Linked DNA regions of Homo sapiens: region 1 is linked to region 2. Evidence: chromatin loops called from intact Hi-C (ENCODE). Cell type or tissue: HCT116. All regions are shown on one strand. Each heading gives the region's core, and the rest is flanking DNA. Links, peaks and the distances in the headings are about the cores only.

Region 1 (10,200 bases), core at 1,229-9,228, 310 kb before region 2:
GTCTCACTCTGTTGCCCAGGCTGGAGTACAGTAGCACAATCACAGCCCACGGCAGTATGGGGCTTAGGTGATCCTCCTGCCTCAGCCTCCTGAGTAGCTGGGGCCACAGGCAGGCACCACCGTGCTCTGCTAATTTTAGTATTTTTTGTAGAGATGGGATTTTGCCATGTTGCTCAGGCTGCTCTCAAACTCCTGGGCTCAAGCACTTTACCTGCCTCATCCTCCAAAAGTACTGGGATTAGTGGCATGAGCCACCTCACCAGACCAAAATCCCATCTTTTGAATCTAGCACAGCGTTCATTTACCTGTTATTGCCTTGACCTCCTCTAGAGAACTGTCTTTGCTTCTCACTGTTGGCCTCATTATGGAGGCCACATCAAATATCTGTGATCACATTACTGCTATATAAAGTCCTCCTTTCTGTCTTTGCTGGAGACAAAGTGTTTCTTTTCAGCAACTGCAGCAAACCAAAAACAAATTGAGCTTTGGGCTTTATTGCTTTCCAAAACAAAACAAAACAAAACAAAACAAGGGGGAGCACAGTGGCTCACGCCTGTAATCCCAGCACTTTGGGAGGCCAAGGCAGGCAGAACACTTGAGGTCAGGAGTTTGAGACCAGCCCGGCCAACATGGTGAAACCTTGTCTCTACTAAAAATATAAAAGTTAGCAGGGCATGGTGGTGCACGCCTATAATCCCAGCTACTCGGGAGGCTAAAGCAGGTGAATTGCTTGAACCCGGGAGGCGGAGGTTGAGGTGAGCTGGGATGGCACCTCTGCACTCCAGCCTGGGCGACAGAATGAGACTCTGTCTCAAAAAAAAGAAAAGGAAAAAAAAAAAAGCCAAGCCACACACCAGAAAAGCCTCCTCTTCTATTGCCAAAAACGCATCTCCCAAGGTGTCCCTTTTTCTCACTCACTCACTCAGCCTTCAGTCCCCTCCAAATGCAAATGAAAAATAATGCCACTAGGTAGAATATTTTTTAAGATTTCATGCAAAACTTACTTTACACCCACTGTTATCATTTTTATAGAGCTGCCTGATATGGAAAAATCACCTAAAGAAGATACAATCTTCTGATAATAGCACTGCAGGAGAAAGTAAGTCACACAAGTCCCTGAAGATACATACAGGCTGGCAGCAAGCAGAGTTCTCCATGAAATGGTGGTAGAAAGTATGAAGGAAAATAAGCAGTCACATGGATCGATCAGTCCATAAAACCTGTACCCACAGGGACGGGCTGGGGCTCAGGCCAAAGTCAAGAAACCAAGACGGAGCAACGCACGAGTCCGCGAGCATAGCAGTTGATCTCTTGTCAAAAAGACTTACAAACTCAGCTCATTAACTCAGAGCCAGCTTCCAACTTTTCAGAGTTTCTGAGTGTTGGCAGTGGTGGCAAGGTTCTTTTGAAGGTTAGCCAGGCATGGTGGCTCATGCCTGAAAGTCTAGCACTATTGGGAGGTCAAATCAGGAGGATCACTTGAGCCCATGAGTTTGAGACCAGCCTGGGCCATATAGCAGGACCCCATCTCTACTAAAAAAAAAAAAAAAAAATTAGCGGGGCATGGTGTTGCATCATTGTAGTCCCAGCTACTCGGAGGCTAAGGTGGGAGGATTGCTTGAGCCCAGGAGGTTGAGGCTGTAGTGAGCCATGAACATACCACTGCACTCAAGCCTGGGTGACAGAGTGAGACCTTATCTCAAAAAAATAAAAGATCCTTTTGAGGTTCCAGGTACTTAACCTTTCCTCTCTCATTCCTTTCATTCTCAGGTATTTCCTTTCTGTTACATTATGTCGCCATAAGACCCAGCTGCCCCATTGAGTTCCTCACCAACTTTCCTGCCCTCTACCTCCTCCTACGTCCTCTCACACCTGCTACCCTGTCTTCAGAAATGATTACTGGCTCTGCAGTGATTACATTATATTTATTGTATGTATATTTATTGTATGTATATTTATTGTTTTGATCACATTGAATTGATTATGGGTTGTAGAGATATTTCTTATGTACTCTTTACCCTCATCATCAAACAACCTTAGTCTCTAATTACAAACAGCAGCAGCAACTCTCCTTCTCTTCATCCTCCTGTTAACCACGCCTCCTCCAGGCCTGCCACATAGCCCAAGTGAGTGGATGATGAGAATACTTCGAACTGTTTCATTCCCGGCCACAGGGAGTGTCACAGCAGCATAGAGGAAAATCCATTTTCAATTCAGACTGCAAGCAAGCAGCAGCTGCACCCACCAGAGCTGTGTGAAACAACTGCACACAATATGTTCACTGGGCAAAGAGATCCTTCTTGGCCACAGAGAATAAAGCTTGCAAAGAGAACCCAAGCAGAAGTTCATACAGGTAGAGAAAGACAGAAAGAGGCAACGTTCATTTGAAGAGAATATAGCCAGCATTTTGTATAACGTTCATTTGAAGAGAATATAGCCAGCATTTTGCATAACGTTCATTTGAAGAGAATATAGCCAGCATTTTGCATAACACATTGGGAAAAAAATCTTTTCCTAAAAATCAACAGGTAAAGATTCATGACTTATAGGCTGTGGTAAAAGCAATTACATCAGAAAAGACCAGTTCCTTTCTGTGCTTAGTCCTGTGGACTTTGATGGGGGTAAATAAAAGATGTCACAGCACAGCTGGTGCAGAACAAACCCCAGGGCCTGGAAAAAGATTACACGCAAGAGTCTGAGCCCACTCTGGTGAATGCCCTCACAGGTTAACGAATGAGGAAGAACTGAACATGATTACAGCCATCCAGCAGATGCCCCTTATTGCTTTGAGGGGGAGATCTGGAAAAATCTATAGGAAATTGCGTATGGTTCTCATTTGGGATATGAACTCAGTCATTCTCAAGAAATCCTTCCACTGCATTTGTCAGATGCTCTCTCTGATATCCTTTAGCTGTGACCCCACTCAAGTCTCATCTTGAATCGTAGCTCCCATAATTCCCACACGGGAGGGACCCGCTGGGAGATAATGGAACCATAGGGGCAGTTTTCCCCATATTGTTCTCATGGTAGTAAACAAGTCTCATGAGATCTGATGGTTTTATAAGGGGAAACCCCTTTCACTCGGTTCTCATTCCCTCTCTTGCTTTCTGCCATGTAAGATGTGTGTTTTGCCTTCTGCCATGATTGTGAGACCTCCTAGCCATGTGGAACTGTAAGTCCATTAAACCTCTTTTTCTCTAAATTACCCAGTCTCAGGTATGTCTTTATCAGCAGTGTGAAAACAGACTAATACACTCCCCCTCCTGTGAGGCTGAGCAGTCCCTCCCTGTCACTGACTCCCTCTAGAAGCCTCTGATACCCAACCAGCACATCTTACCTAAAATCACAGAAACCCCTGAACCCATCACATTTACCTCTATCTTTGTGTAGAGAAGGCACTAGTGATATGTGTTTGCCTATTTCATAGCATCTATATGTATTGATATTTATTTGATCCCCTATTTGAAGTAAAAGATTACACCAGATACTACGAAGAAACAAAGTTTAGGTAGCACATTGTTGCCATCAGAGAGCTAACAATCTGGTCAGATGAAAGAAGATGAAAAATCGTAAGTTAAAATGATGCAGCAATTAAGAAAGACCTCAGGACTGGTGGTCACAGCTTGGGGAATTGGAGGGAAGACTCCCACGGGGATTAAGTGTTCTTCTGCATTTCCTTCCCTACATTCAGGAAGGGGTATTAATTTTTCTTACTGAGTCCTTGGGGCTAGCCCCCCAACCTACTCAAAAAATTGGAGTATGGGTACTAGGCCTGAGCCATGATGTTCTACTCCAGGAGGCTGGAAAGGATGTTAAGGGAAAAAGTCACTTGACCACTGGAGACCCAGGAAGCAGCATCTTTAAATCAGAACCCAGTAGGACGGCCGATCAGGAATGCAATCCCAGGCTAGGATTGCGGGGAGAGAGAGAAAATACAGATGCGAGGGAGGCCACCAGCTGGAAGCCAAGGAAACCACGGTTAAGTGAAAAGATTTGAACCAGGGGGTGGGCACAGAGACTGGGAACATTCTCCAAGTCAAAGAATATGGCTGCAGTGAGTAGCTTTTATTAAAGATAATTGCACCCTTGGGTTTTAGTAGGATGAATTATACAAGGGGCTCACTGAATTTAGACACCACCTTCCACCAACAGGAGAGGGATTTTGCTTCCCCCAGGCTTATGCAGAGCAGGCCCTAATGTGCCCCAGGACATTTCTGAGGTGGGAGAAGGGTTTCTTCGCCTAGCTGTTTGACCCAGTGGCTGATTTTAATGCCACTATGTTCCCAGAACCTCTTCAAACATGTACATAAGGGTTCAAGGTAGAGAAGGGAGTCTGGAGTCTTGGATGAGCATGAGTAGAATGCTTGGGGTGTAAAGACCTGGAATATAGCATCTGTTGTTTCCTTGGAGAGTCAGAAGTTTTGGTCTTCCAGCAGCTGGCTTGGGCAAAATGTGTGTTGTATCTGGAATCAAGCCCAGACTCACAAATCTCCCCCCAGTCTCCCAGGGCCCAGCACTAGTTACTGAATTCCTTATATGTATATGACGACAGCTTAATATTGACCAGCTGTTGGGGTAACAGTGGTGCCAGAGGTGGTGGAGGACCAGTAGAAGTGGAAGAGTAATGGATTCCAAAGGGAGTGTTCTGGCCAGTGAACTATGGTGTGTCATCACAACTGAATTCTGTTGGGAATACATAGAGCATTTGTCTTTTTTTTAGTAAGAGGTGCTATTCTGGAGTTACCATTTGAGTATGAATTGATCCATTCCATATGGCTAATGGTCTATACACAACAGGCAGTGAACATGTGGAACAAGACTTGGAAGGTCTAGAACAGTCGGCTGTTTGTTCTGACAACGAATCACTGGAGTTAAGACTACAGACAATTGATCTCATCCTAAGTCTACAGAATCAGAATATTCAGGTGTCAAATTATGGCACATGTACATTTTTAAAACTCAAGTGATTCTGAGGCACAGCCAAGGATGTAAGTAAGCCTTCACTGTAGAACAATGCTTTCCAAAATTGAGAGGCAAAATGATGGCTGATTTCTGATATTATGTGGTCCATGAAGCTGAAGCCAAGTCATCTGTGGAAGTGTTTTAGGCTTAGGACATCTGTGGAGGCAGAAGGCCAACTTCATAGACATGGTGGCAGTTGTGAAACAGAGATTAATGGGAGATAAATGTACCCTCGCCATAGGACTAGTGGGCAATGACTTCCACTTCTGTTCAAGATCATTTCACTTTAGGAGGTACAACAGGAGAGAAGGAAAAATGTTAGTCTGTATTCAGGTTATTTCACAAAGAATATTATTTGGATTATTAATATTTCTGTTGGAAGAGAATTGAGTCACAGTGAATATGTTTAAGCTTAGATATTGATAATATTTTAAAATATATAATCAATCATAGATAACCTTGTTCTGGTCACCTTGACCTAGCCAGATACACCCTGTATTCCTAAGTATTTAATTCACTAAGTTAAATGAGGTGGGATCAATAGGATTTGGATCACTACTCTTCTGACTGGATTTTAATAAACAGGCCACTGGCTCATAAAGACTTTCTAACTGAACAAGAAGAGATGCCAGTGAAAGTGAGGTTCTGCTCTGATCGCAATGGGAGTGGAGGGACAGGAGGAGGCGAAGTGGACACCATGAGAAAACTGAGCCCTTTGAAATAGTACCCACTGCAGGGAACATGTTGATGAAGAGACTCAACTTCTTTAGCAGATTTCCCTATAGGGAAAGCAAGGAAAAACTGATATTCCAGCAGCAATCAAGCCAAGCACAAGGGGATTGTTAACATCACGTGCCAGCCACCTACATCCCACCCATGAAAGTATCTTCCTAGGGAGCTTGGGTGGAAGACTGGATCGTAGATAGTCCATTGTTGTCTCCACTTCCTTCTTTTACTACAATTTCCAGTAAGGAGATCACATTTCACTTCAAAGTTCCCAGTGTTGACTGCTCAATTTGATAGAGAAGAAGATGATCCAGGGGTCCAAATTCCTCTGACTAGTCAGTCAGTCCACGGACACGTCCACTAGATGGCAGCATGCTGAAATGTCATGACAGATACAAGGCCACCAAAAGCCTCTTTGGATCACATTTAATGTTTTAAATAGGCCCAGTGGTCAGCGGGTGCAGTGCCATGACGCAGGCCAAGTACCTGGGCTGTGGCCTCCTTGGTTGATACCTAGGGCCACTCTCTCTCCCTGTCATGGTTTAGATGTTTGTACCCTCCAAATCACATGGTGAAATATTATTCCCCTTGTTGGAGGTGGGGCCTGCTGGGAGGTGATTGGACCATGGGGGTGAATCCCTCATGAATGGCTTGGCACCATCCCCTCTTAGTGGTAAGTGAGTTCTTGCCCAATTCACCTGAGATCTGTTTGTTTAGAAGAGTCTGAGGCTCTCTCCTTCTCTTTCTCTTGCTTCCGTTCTCACCATGTGATGTACCTGCTCCCTGTCACCTTCCACCATGATTGGAAGGTTCCTGAGGCCCTCACCAGAAGCAGATGCCAACACCTTGCCTCCTGTACACCCTGAAGAACCATGACCCAAATAAACCTCCCTTATCAATTACCCAGCCTCAGGTATTTCTTTATAACAATGTAACAATTGCCTAACACACTCCCCATCCTCTCCTCTGCACTCTCCACTTCCCATGACTGCCTTCTTATTTCAAGGCAGGGTCGCCACACCTAAGCAATCTATCTGCTATCCAGAGCTACAACATCACAAAGTTTTGGGACCAAAGGACTCCCTGTGAGGGTATCTTGGTGGCCCAGACATCTGTTGACCAAACAATCAGTCTTGGCACTGAGTGGGTGCCCTCGTCAGCCCAGAATACCACTCCAAGCACTGGAGAGTAACCAACAGGCACTGGGACTCAGCAACAGGTGTGTCATCCTTCATCTGGGCTCCAGAGGGATGGCTAAAAGAACTGAGTGCAGATGGGCCCCCAATCTATAGGAGCACTACTCTGGCCAGAATGGTATTCATTCCTTGTGTTGGTAAGAACTGGAAAGACCAATAGTGTCATTTGTAGAAAGCCTTTGTCATCTCCAGGGTATGTTAGTCTAGGGGCCTGAATGAGAATAGAGGAACATGTGTCAGATCTCAAAGCATTGGAGCAAAGTAGAGATTGTATAGGGTGAAGGGAAGTATGGAATCTCACATGGTTAAAACCTCATTCTGATGGGATGTTTGCCTTTAAGTGCTTTGAATCCTGTATCCCATGTTTTTGAAGGAGAAAGCTTGCTTCCTTTGTTTTCACAGAAATTGAATGCAGATATTTCTGGAAAAAGCCTTAGCAATATGATGAATCATATCCACCTTTATGAGTTTCACAGGAGTACACATGAGTGGGAGACAGCCCCTCTTGAAGAATTTGGCAAAAAAGATATTGTTGTGACTCAATGCGGTGTGGTTAAGGTTACAGCTGTCTATTGAAAAGTGATCCCACACAGTCAGTGAAATCAGCAGCAACCGCAGACAGGTCATTGTCCGGCAACTGAGGGAGCCACTTGAAGGGACCTCACCACATCCCAGGGGCTTTGAAATCAGGAGCTCAAGTTTGGTTCTGCTGAGCAAACCAAACCAGCTATTTATAGTACTTATCTGACTTGAAGGAAATTAGACCAGGCATAAAAGAAATGAGGCAGGTAGTGATGGAATAGATCCCCCATCTGCTGTCTCCACAGTACATCACGGCACAGTGATGTACTGTACACCCGGAAATTCTTCAGGGCACGGGATCTGTCCTGGGCTCTGCTGTGTCCTCAGTGCCTGGCACCTAACAACCTGTGCTCAGTAAGCATTTGTTGACTGACTGATGGATTAAATAAAGTCCAAAGCAATCTTCCTCAAAGTATTGATGCATAACCCATTACTGGGTATATACCCAAAGGAACAGAAATCATTCCATTATAAAAACACATGCATGCATATGTTCATTGCAGTGCTATTCACAATAGCAAAGACGTGGAATCCACCTAAATACCCGTCAATGACAGACTGGATAAAGAAAATGTGGCACTTCGGATAGACATTATGGAATACTATGTAGCCATAAAAAGCAATGAGATCATGTCTTTTGCAGAGCTGTTATCCTTAGCAAACTAAAGCAGGAACAGAGAAACAAATACATGTTCTCACTAATAAGTGGGAGCTAAATGATGAGAACACGTGGACACAGAGGGGAACACATGCTGGGGCCTGTTGGAGGATGGGAGGGAGAGGATAAAAAAAAACTAACAGGTACTAGGCTTAATGCCTCGGTGGTGAAATAATATGTATGACAAATCCCCATGACACAAGGTTACCTATGTAACGAACATGCACCTGTACCCCTGAACTAAATATAAAAGTTAAAAATTTTAAAAATACAGTAAAAAAATGAAAAAAAAAGGATTACTGCATCCTCAAGTGGTTGGAAAGGATTGGGGCTTTTTTGGAGTGGTGGGGGAAATTGGAATATTCTCAGGATGACTGACTTTTAAAAATGAATTTATTTGTAAAATGGTCACCAACTGTGTAGTTTTGTTCTTCTTCTGTAACACAAGACTGAGAAACAGCTTATTTAGCACCCATGCAAACGCCAGGGACATCACGGGATAAATACAGCAGAATGAGTGGCACCCAAACTATTCATTTTCAACAGCCCTTTTCCTTCCTTGCTAAGTGACAGAAGGTCCTGGGAGATCCTGCCAGACTGTTTAACCTGCCTGGATTTTAACTCCTGGAGGGTAGAGACTGTGCGTCTCATTCCCAGCACCCAGCATATTGCCTGACACCAACCACAGCATGTTCAGGGGATCCTTGTTGAATGCTCATGCTCTTGGTCTTTCTCGCCAAGCAAAGACATTGGAGCGTGGGGGAATTTAAGGAGGCCTTTGACAAGGCAGAGCTGGTTAACTGAGCAAAGATTACAACAGAATATCAGAAAAAAAAAATCAGAGGAGAATTTAGAGGAGTAGCAGAGGATATTGACAAAGGGAAAAACACCTGACGAGAGTCAGTAAGATAATGATTATGTGGAGGCAGGAAGAAGACAAAAAGCAAGCAAGAGAACCAGACCCACAGTAAGCACTTATGCTACCTGACTATGGAATAGATTATGGCAGATATAAAAAAAAATGGAGGCCAAGACAGTAGGTCTTTAGGGAAATTCAAAGAACAAGGAAGGTAGAGCTCCCAGTCTCAAAGAGCTCACACACCATACTTTTTCATTAACAACACTTGGACATAGTCTCATAGCAAGAAACAATCATTTAATAATCACGGCCGGGCATAGTGGCTCATGCCTGTAATCCCAGCACTTTGGGAGGCCAAGGCAGGTAGATCATTTGAGGTCAGGAGTTCAAGACCAGCCTGGCCAACATGACAAAACTCTGTCTCTATTAAAAATCAAAAAATTAGCTGGGCGTGGTGGTGCGCACCTGTTATCCCAGCTACTCAGGAGGCTGAGGTAGGAGAATGGCTCGAACCTGGGAGGCAGAGGTGGTGGTGAGCCAAGATCGTGCCACTGCACTCCAGCCTGGGTGAGAGAGTAAGACTCTGTCTCAAATAATAATAATAATAATAATAATAATAATAATAATAATAATCAGGAATTATTATCAGCTCTGATAACTTACATGTTCATATACCTTTTAATACCTATAATATGATTATGTATTTATAACCACATTCCCCTTAATAAACTGCAAGATCATGCAATTGAAACCTCACAAGTATCATATTTAAATTTTGCTTTTGTCATCTTAAAACAAATTGAGACATTAGTACTTTCAAATGAGTATGTCCCAAAATCATCATTATGGATGCTGCTGAAAAATCTCTGGCTCTTCTGAAAAACCATCCATCACTCTCTAACTATAAATGCACCTATACTCTCAGTCTTTGTAGAACAGTGAATCTTGGCTTTTCTGGGGATATCAACATTTTGAAGAGCTAATCAAAAGGTAGGTACTCTCTCTCAAGAAAAAAATGTTTATATAATTGATTTCATTCTAAATGTGTTTTGCTGACATACTCAAATTATACAGAAGTGTACTTATGATTTTCATAAAAAAAATTAAGGTGTACTTCGTAAAATAGAAATTGAATTTAGGGGCTGGGCGCGGTGGCTGATGCCTGTAATCCCAGTACTTTGGGACGCCAAGGCGGGCAGATCACCTGAGGTCAGGAG
Region 2 (10,200 bases), core at 1,039-9,038:
TCATTAGCTAAAATTGCATGGACCATCTGTTTACTTGGATATTATCTTCCTTCCCGGGATATGACAGATATTCTATATAATATAACTGAAATTCCAGGATAGCAGGGCCTTGACCTTCCGCTGCTGTAACCCTAGCTCCTAGAACGTTGTCTGCCAATAAGAGGGCCGCTCAAGAAATTTTTTTTCAATTAATTAATTGAAAACATTGAAGAGCGAATGAAAGCGTTGTTGATTACCTCGCAGCCCCACCTCTGCCAGGGTTGCTTTAGCCCTGGAAGCATAGATCCTCTTCCTTCTCATCTCTTTCTCTCTTTTTTTCTTTTTCTCCTACCTCTGCTTCTACAAGCTCAATCGTGCAAAAAAAGGAAACAAAACAGTGCTTGGAGCTCTTCCTCACCCTCTGTTTCTGAGTCTACGCTGGCTGGCTGAGACTTGCTTCTTACTGTGTACGGGAGGAGAGCAGGGTGTGGATTCTGTCATGACCTGGTTCCCGCTGATATCCTGCCTGTCACCGTGAAACTGACTAAACACTTCCCAGATTTCCGTCCTGTGAAAAAGTGAGCTGCGTCATTCCCCAGCACGACGTGGGCCCGCGAACTCTTTCCTTTGGAGTTGTGTCCAGAGGGTTGTTGGGAGTCTGTCTAAAGATAAGTGGGGAGATTTGGAGAGCACACAAAATGAGTGTAAACCCCAAGGGATAGGAATTCCTCTGCCATCAGTGAGAAAAAAAACAAACCGGTGTGGGCTTTGCCTGCATTTCCCGTGGTGAAGGGAAGGGGAGCTCTCTCTCCCAGCTTGCCCTGCTGCTGGCCTCAAAGTCAGCTCTCTGTCAACTGTCTCCTCTGATCCTTCATCCCAAACAAAATCACAGAAGGCAGTGCAGGGTAAGAGAGGTTGGCCAGCTGGACTTTGGCCATAAAATGAAATCCAGGGCAAAGTTCTAAAATAAGGGAGGTCTGCTTTTGAAATTGTCATTGTTTTTCTCATTCTGGACTCCCCTACCACAAATTTTGCTCAACTAAAATGGAAAAACAGCAAGGCATCATCTTCATGTAAATATTGGAACACAAGGATGCTACCTAGAAGAAAAGAATACCCATGGAAGAAACCAACTTTGAGAGGCTTTTGTGTGTGTGTATGAGACAGGGTCTTGCTGTGTCACCCAGGCTAGAGTGCAGTGGTGCGATCATAGCTCACTGCACCCCCAAACTCCTGAGTTCATGCGATCCTCCCATCTCAGCCTCCTGCCTAGCTGATAGGCACATACCACCATGCCTGGCTAATTTTTAAATTCTTTTTATGGAGATCAGCTCTCGCTATTTTGCCCAGGTTGGTCTCAAATTCCTGGGCTCAAGTGATCCTCCTGCCTCAGCCTCCTGAGTATCTGGGACTGCAGGTGCACACCACCATACCTGGCTAATTTTTAAATTTCCTTCATAGAGATGGGGTCTTGCTAGTTTGCCCAAGCTGGTCTTGAACTCCTGGCTTCAAGTGATCCTCCCACTGTGGCCTCCCAAAGTGCTGGGATTACAGGTGTGAGCCTCCATGCCCAGCTGAAGTATTCTTCAAGAATACTCAACATGTGAGACATGTGAGCATTCAGAAGACATGGTAAATATTCAGTACCAAGTCTGAATAATAATAATTGTCATTAATATTATTTTAGAGACAGGGTTTTGTTCTATCACCCAGGCTTCAGTGCAGTCAGAATCATAGCTAACTGCAGCCTCAAACTCCTGGGCTCAGGTGATCCTCCTGCCTCAGCCTCCATGGTAGCTAGAACTACAGGTGCACACCACCATGTCCAGATGACTTTATTATTTTTATGTTGTAGAGACAGGGGTCTCTGTGTTGCCCAGGCAGGTCTCAAACTCCTGGGCTCAAGTGATCCTCCCACCTCAGCCCAAGTCTGAATGATAATAATTATTATTATTATTATTTTTCTTTTTTTGGATGGAGTCTCACTCTGTTTCCAGGCTGGAGTGCAGTGGCATCATCTCGGCTCACTGCAACCTCTGCTTCCTGAGGTCAAGTGATTCTCCTGCCTCAGCCTCCCGAGTAGCTGGGATGACAGGCACGCACCACCACGCCCAGCCAATTTTTGCATTTTTAGTAGAGACGGGGTTTTACCATGTTGGCCAAGATGGTCTCGATCTCTTGACCTCCTGATCCTCCTGCCTCGGCCTCCCAAAGTGCTGGGATTACAGGCGTGAGCAACCATATCCAGCCTGAATAATTATTAATAACACATATCTTTACCAGGTTTATGTGAATCACTGAACAGTTTATGTCAGTAAATTTTTAATTAGTATAAATTGTTATTTCTGTTTGGAATGTTTTAGGCAAAAGTTAACTAAATTGTTTGTCATTATATAATTATAATTATATATTACATATAATTATATAAATTATATATTACATATAATTATATAAATTATATAATATAAATTATTTTATATCACTCCAAATTCTTATTGTATACTTGGAGAAAATAGTTTACTCTTTATCTACATTTCAAAAATTTTTCGCAGCCCTTCAAGATCTCTGGACATGTTGCCTCACAATTTTCTTTGTCTTCATCCACAAAATTCCCTTTTTCTCCATAATAAACTTTTCATCACCAACAATAATATTTACTGAACAGTGTACTAAACACTTTCATCTTGGACCATAACTGTTCAGATTAACATGCTGTAGGAGCTTCAGATGGCCATAAAAATCCTCTTCTCCGTTAGGTTCTTTGGTTTTTGTCTCCAAATATTTCCTTCCCATTCATTTTATCACACGCCTTTGAACACTGGATTTTTCTCTAGATCTTCGACGTGTCTCCAGTCTGGACTCCTTTTTCCATTTCAACAGCTTTTTAAATAATGCAATTGAGACCACATTAAGAAATGTTTACATTGTCAACACCCTTTAAGAATGTATATCCTTAAAATGGAGTAAATATGAAGAGACCATACTCATTCAAATCCAAAATATAAAAGCCTCCTCACATTACATCTTTGAAGTATCAACATGCCATGAAAATTTTTTGTCTTGAGATCTTTCCCAACTGGGACTTATTTAGATCTAGCAATAACTTTCACCTTTTCTTCTAAACTCAAAGGAGTCTAGGGCAGAATTTCCACATCTAGACAAAACAGAATAATCATTTTTGTTCTCTCCCAGATCTTTTTCACCCTGAATAGCACTTGCCAGCAAGATGTGAAAAGGAAAAGTTTGCAAGCTCGGACCAACCATTCTGAGGGCTTTGATCTGTCTTTGATTTTGCAGCAATTGGTGCGAATGGTAGACATCTGATTCACCTGCCTTACTCATTCCTGACGCGCACCCTATACCAGCTGCTCTCCACTGACTTTGGTAAGTGCTCTGATGAGTTTTGTTTACCCAGACTTGAGAAGGAGATGTATAAATACAAATGACTGCATAACCACATTTTAGATAAGACATCCTTAAAACGCTCATCAGTAATGTTTTAGAAACTCTTATGGCTGTAGACCAATCTTTTGGAAACAAAATTGTTTCAAGCTTTGGGAAGGCATTTAAAATAAAGAAAAAGAAAAACTAAGCAAGATGAAATAGACAAATTAAAGCAAGAGATATTTTGCCTGCCCTTTTTATTTTTTAATTTGAGATGGAGTCTTACTCTGTTGCCCAGGCTGGAGTGCAGTGGTGAGATCTCGGCTCACTGCAACCTCCACCCCCTGGGTTTAAGTGATCCTCCCAAGCAGCTGTGCGTACACGTGTGTGCCACAACGCCGAGATAATTTTTGTATTTTTAGTAGAGACAAGGTTTCGCCATGTTGGCCAGACTGGTCTCGAACTCCTGACCTCAGGTGATCCACCTACCTCGGCCTCCCAAAGTGCTGGGATTATAGGCGTGCCACTGCACCCAGCCTCGCTTGCCATTTTTAAAACAACTTTTATTCTACCCCCTTTGTACTGTTTGGACTTCTGTTTACCATGTGCGTGTGTTGCCAGGTAAAAAAGAACTATGCCTTTTGGTTTTGTTTTTTTTTTTTTTTTTTTTTTTTTTTTTTTGTGTGTGTGTGTGTGTGTGTGTGTGTGTGTTTGAGACGGAGTCTCGCTTGGCCGCCCAGGTTGGAGTGCAATGGCATGATCTCTGCTCACTGCAACCTCCACCTCCCAGGTTCAAGCGATTCTCCCGCCTCAGCCTCCTGAGTAGCTGGGTGCCATCATGCCCCGCTAATTTTTGTATTTTTGTAGAGATGGAGTTTCACCGTGTTGGTCAGGCTGGTCTCGAACTTCTGACCTCGTGATCCACCCGCCTTGGCCTCCCAAAGTGCTGGGATTACAGGTGTGAGCCACCATGCCCAGCCCCAGAACTATGCCTTTTAAAGCCAAACCATATATCTTAATTTTCTTGCTCAAAGTAAAACAGAGCACATGTTACAAAAATGGAGAAGGAGAGGCTGCTAGTGGTGAAACCAAGTCCAGCACTGCCTTGTTGGTGAACGTTAAAGATTTCGCTGGAAACCTTGTTTGGGATACTTTGTCCTCCTGCCCCCAGCCCCAGCCTCTCCCAGGCACACCCCAACCTTCCCAGTCTCTAGCCCAGATCTCCTTCCTGCTCTCAGCTGTCAACTAATCTCTGCTAAGGTGGTCCATTTTTATTTATGTTTATATTTTATTAATTATATATTTTTATTTTTTATTCTTTTTTTTAAAGACAAAGTCTTGCTCTGTTGCTCAGGCTGGGATGCAGTGGCAAGATCTTAGCTCACTGCAGCCTTGATCTCCTGAGCTCAAGTGATCCTCCCACTTCAGCCTCCTGAGTAGCTGGGACTACAGGTATGCACCACCATGCTCAGCTAATTTTTAAGTTTTTATTAGAGATGGGGGTCTCACTATTTTGCTCAGGCTGGTCTCAAACTCCTGGCATCAAGTGATCCTCTCACCTTGGCCTCCCAAGGTGCTGGCATCACAGGTGTGAACCACCACATTTGGCCTAATTTTTAAAATCTATAAATGTATGTTTAAAGCAATGGTTAACCCTCGAGCCCTCTTTAAATGGATATAACAAGGGGAAGCCCCGGTTGATGCAAGGATTCAAACCCCTCCTTAGCTTCCTCTGGTGTGAATCGGAGGCTGGCAGAGAGGGCGAGTCAACGCATACATATTTGACAAAATGCAACAGTGTCAGTATATAGAGTTCCTCAGCTATGACTGGTTAATCACTGAGGCCACAGCGTGCTATGTGTCTGGCATCCTGCTAGGAATTGAGGCTACCAAAAACAATATCTGCTGCCAGGTCTCCATCCTAGAGGAGTTCCTATGCCAGTGTGGAAGATGGGCACATAAATCAATCATGACAGTTCCATGGGGTAAGTGGCTAAGACAGAGACGTGTCCAAATGTCCCTGAATCCCAGAGAGACGCTGTCCTTGAAGGATCTTAAACAGGAAAGATATGTGGTCAAAATACCACTCCTGGCAGCACCCTGGAAGATTAGAATCCAGGAGACCAGAGTGAATGCTCTGAGGACAGCCCGGACCAGAGCACATGGTGCAAGAAAGTGAGGGAGGGGCGCTGGGAGCAGGCAGAACTAGGTCAGTCCCCCATGGGATAAGTTATCTCCATGAAGTATGCAGTGTGTGTGTGTGTGTGTGTGTGTGTGTGTGTGTGTGTGTGAGAGAGAGAGAGACAGAGAGAGAGAGAGAGATGAGGAGTGAAAGCGATGTATGGAGGAGAGAAGGATGGGGGAGAGAGACAGGGAAAGAGGGAGAAATAGGTAGAGAGAGAAAGCGTGCGCGATAGAAAGGGAAATGGAGGAAGAGAAAGAAGAGAAAGAGACGCAGAGAGGGAGGGAAGAAAGGAGGGAAATGGAGAGAGAGAAGAGAGAGAGAGAGAGAGAAAGAGAAGGGGGGGAAGGAAGGAAATGGAGAGAAAAAGAAGAGAGACGGAGAGAAAGAAAGACGGGGGAGGGAGAGGGAGAAAGAGAAAGAGAGAAAATACTGCCCTCTGGTGGCTGACGGACAAAACTGAAGAATTATTAATAGTATTGTATGTGTTAAGTTGCTCATCTCCATTCTAAAAGGTGATCCCGCTGATAATGTCAGTCTTAAAGCATATAATTGAAAAACCTGGGGGAAAAATTGTTTTAACACATTCTTATATCTGAAGTCTGTGTGCTGATCAGCGGTGATAAACACACCACAGCCTTTACTCCTTATCTCCTCACATCTTCCAGCTGTGTGAAATATAGATTGCTTGCCTGCTAGTGAACTGTCTGTATTCAAGGATGGTTTCATAATTTCTATCAATGAAACCCTTCAATAATTTAGCTAACATAACTTTGGAAAGCTCAACAATGAGTCATAAAGAAAGTTAATATTGCCATCCATCCTGCAAAATACTTTCTTTATATGTTTGTGTATATGCTTATTGGTCTCAAAGTTAAAAACAATTTTAATAAATGTTATCCCATTATTTGCTATTAAATATTTAGATTCTGTTTTTTAAAAATATTTCACTGAACTGAATTTAAACAAGAAGAGCCTGGCTTGGTGCATGCCTGTATTCCCAGCTACTCGGGAGGCTGAGGCAGGAGGATCACTTGAGTCCAGGAGTTGGAGGCTGTGGTGAACTATGATTGCACCACTGGACTCTGGCCTGGGAGACAGAGGAAGGCCCTGTCTCTAAAAAATTAAAACAGATAAATAAAGATAATTGAAAATGATTATTTTTTTAAAAAACGATACCAAGCAACCACTCAAATAATGCTCACCAGCCCCCAAAACTGTATTTGCATGTGTGAAAATGCCCAGCTTTGTAAAGGGAGTCTGTAGTCTGTGTGTGTTAATATTCCCCAGAAACCAACCCAAGGCTTAGGAAAGAATAGAGAAATTTCCCCCTATTCTATGTATATTTGTAGCCATCATTTGAAATGTCTTAGGCACCTAAACCAAGCATGAAAAGCACAGTTTCATTCCAGCTTTATGAACTTTACGTCACATTAAACCAGAAGGCTCCCTTTTCTCCTTTATGTTTCTTCCATTTCTCAAATCAATTGTCAATTCTCAATCCAGAATTTAAGGGAGAAATTTAAAGAAAAAAGGGAGATAGATAAATTTAAAGAAAAAAATGAGATAAACTTCAACAATATTACAGACTTCAATTTTTTTTGTAACAAATTGTTCGCTGAGACTGAATTTTAACCAAGAATGGAGTGAGAAAATACTATATAACTTCTTTCTGGGTTTGAGTTTTGTTTCTTGTTTTTTTGAGCAACTAGCTTTCACTGTATTTATTCTGCCTTCTCTTAACCCAGCCAAATAGCCTGGAAACTTGGAAGGATGTCTGGTTTATTTTTTATTAATTAAAGAGAACGATAAAAGATAATACAAAAGATAATTTTTCAGTTTCCTGGACTCCAATCCCGTATATACTGGATGGAATCAAAGGTAAAATTAGATTACCATTGGAGAAGGAGCAGGATCCAGAGTGCACGGGAAGTTGGCTTTGGCTTAGAAATTATTATTTTGATGCTGTAAATGTTTCAATCTGACAACTCCCCCCACTTCCCAAGATTGTCATCAAATGTAGGAAAAGAAAGAAGTGAAAAATTACCTAGAACATGTATATGTATAACTGGGAATGTTGCCTCTCATTGTTTGAAAACATGACCTTTGTCCTTGCAGGGAATTCCAAATTCCTTGCCTGGAAACACGTTCTGAAAGGAGGTACAAGAGCACTTTGCAAACTATGGGATCAAAAAAAAACTGAACATAAATCTGATCGAACTCTGACACCAGTTTTCAGAACACACAGAGAGAGAGGAGCATGTTCCACACCATGTACTCACTAAGATCCATGCTGTGAGAACCTCTGCAGCAGCGGTCCCCAACCTTTTTGGCACCAGAGACCAGTTTCATGGAAGATAATTTTTCCACAGACCGGTGGGCGGTTGGAGCGGGGCTGGGAGGAATGGTTTTGGGACGAGTCAAGTGCATTACATTTATTGTGCCCTTTATTTCTATTATTACACTGTAATGTATAATAATTTTTTTTTTCTTTTTTTGAGACGGAGTCTCGCTCTGTCGCCCAGGCTGGAGGGCAGTGGTGTCATCTCGGTTCACTGCAACCTCCGCCTTCTGGTTCAAGCAATTCTCCTGCCTCAGCCTCCCGAGTAGCTGGGATTACAGGCCCGCACCAGAACGCCAGGCTAATTTTTGTATTTTTAGTAGAGATGGGGTTTCACTATATTGGCCAGGCTGGTCTTGAACTCCTGACCTCAGGTGATGGTGAAATAATTATAAAACTCACCATAATGTAGAATCAATGGGAGCCCTGAGCTTGTTTTCCTACAACTAGATGGTCCCATTTTGGGGTGACGGGAGACAGTGACAGATCATCAAGCATTAGATTCTCATAAGGAGCACGCAACGTAGATGCATCACACACACAGTTGACAACAGGGTTCCCGCTCCTATTAGATCTAATGCCACACTGATCTGACAGGAGGCAGAGTTCAGGCAGTAATGTGAGCAATGGGGAGCAGCTGTAAATACAGAGGAGGCTTTGCTCACTCCCCCGCCACTCACCTCCTGCTGTGCCAGCCCAGTTCTTAACAGGCCATGGACTAGTACCAGTCTGTGGCCTGGGGTTTGGGACCTCCGCTCTATAGAACAAACAATCCTGTTTTTATTTTTCAATAAATAAATACCAACCAAAAAAAAAGAGAGATGGGGAGGGAACCCACCAATTGAAATATATTGAAGAAACATATCAACAATTGTGATTTATGGATCTTATTTTGGATGTGAGTCAAGCCAACCATAAAATGTTATGAGACAGTTGTGAAATTTGAACCGTGGCTGGTTATTTTATTTCAACAAGGAAAGATTGATGATTATTTTTTCAGTGTAATCATGGTGTTTTGGTTATGTTTAAAATAAGGAGTCCTCGCTGGGTGCAGTAGCTCATGCCTATAATCCCACCACTTTTGGGAGGGTGAGGGAGGATCATTTGAGCTCAGGAGTTTCAGACCAACCTGAGCAACGTAGTGAGACCCTATCTCTACAAAAATTTTAAAAATTAGCTGGGTATGGTGGCACGTGCCTATAGCCCCAACTACTCAGGAGGCTGAAGTGGGAGGATCGCTGGAGCCTGAGAGGTTGAGGTTGCAGTGAGGTGTGATCACACCACTGCACAGCAGCCTGGGTGACAGAGTGAAACCTTGTCTCAAAAAATAAAAATAAAAAATGAAGAGTTCTTATCTTTCAGAGTGTTATCCTGGAACTGAAATTTGCTTCAAATAACCTGCAGGAGTGTGATCGGTATATATGATTCAAGACTGGCTGTGAATTAGTAACTATTAAAATCGAATGACAGGACCTTAAAGGTTCATTAATCTCCCTATTTTTGTATATATTCAAAATTTTCAATATCAAAGTGTTTAAAAGCAGGGGTTTGGGGAGGATGATGAACACCTGGAGCTCTCAAACACCACAGGTAGGAGTAGGAGTAGAGGTTGTTGCCACTACTTCAAAGAGCTATTTGGCATTTTGAAGTAGAATATGTGAATGCGTAATGCTGCCATTCCACTTCTAAGTCTTATTTATTTATTACTTATGTATTTACTGAAACAGAGTCTCACTGTGTCAGCCAGACTGGAGTGCAGTGGCACGATCTTGACTCACTGCAAACTCCACCTCCTGAGTTCAAGCAATTCTCCTGCTTCAGCCTCTCGAGTAGCTGGGATTACAGGTGTGCACCACCACCCCTGGCTAATTTTTGTATTTTTAGCAGAGAAGGGGTTTTACCATGTTGGCCAGGCTGATCTCAAACTCCTGACCTCAAGTGATCCACCTTCCTGGACCTCCCAAATTGTTGGAAGTACAGGCGTGAGCCACCGCGCCTGGCCCCGACTTACAGGGTTTTAGAAGACTGAAGCTCTAAGAGGCTGAATTACCATCAAATGGCTTTTTAAGCTTCCAGTCTATTGCCTTCTAATATTTTAAAATAATTGATTCCTATAAGAAATAACACAAGCGGCCGGGTGCGGTGGCTCACGCCTGTAATCCCAGCACTTTGGGAGGCCAAGGTGGGTGGATCACGAGGTCAGGAGATCGAGAACATCCTGGCTAACACAGTGAAACCCCGTCTCTAATAAAAATACAAAAAATTAGCCGGGTGTGGTGGCAGGTGCCTGTAGTCCCAGCTACTCGGGAGGCTG

What was found. Hi-C counts contacts between places; a loop is a spot of excess contacts. Peaks named below come from ENCODE experiments on the same cell type or tissue, not always from the same donor. Only the 100,000 strongest peaks of a DNase experiment are listed, where the experiment ranks them.
Region 1: a loop joins it to region 2, with 6 times the contacts of the local background. A loop is called at or near these places in 15 of 110 quality-filtered maps.

The regions. Positions count from the first base shown.
Region 1 is chr10:15,740,301-15,750,500 of GRCh38, reverse strand. All of the region lies in intron 1 of LOC124902383 (a long non-coding RNA gene), which reads right to left. Among named protein-coding and RNA genes, the nearest start is that of ITGA8, 25 kb to the right of the region's middle. In HCT116, for the core only: a CTCF peak has its summit at 6,054 (motif pointing right); a DNase peak (open chromatin) is centred at 6,060.
Region 2 is chr10:15,430,041-15,440,240 of GRCh38, reverse strand. No RefSeq gene overlaps it. Among named protein-coding and RNA genes, the nearest start is that of FAM171A1, 64 kb to the right of the region's middle. RefSeq lists an enhancer at 5,837-6,131. In HCT116, for the core only: CTCF peaks have their summits at 5,787 and 5,987 (motif pointing left); a DNase peak (open chromatin) is centred at 5,980; H3K4me3 peaks cover 626 bases.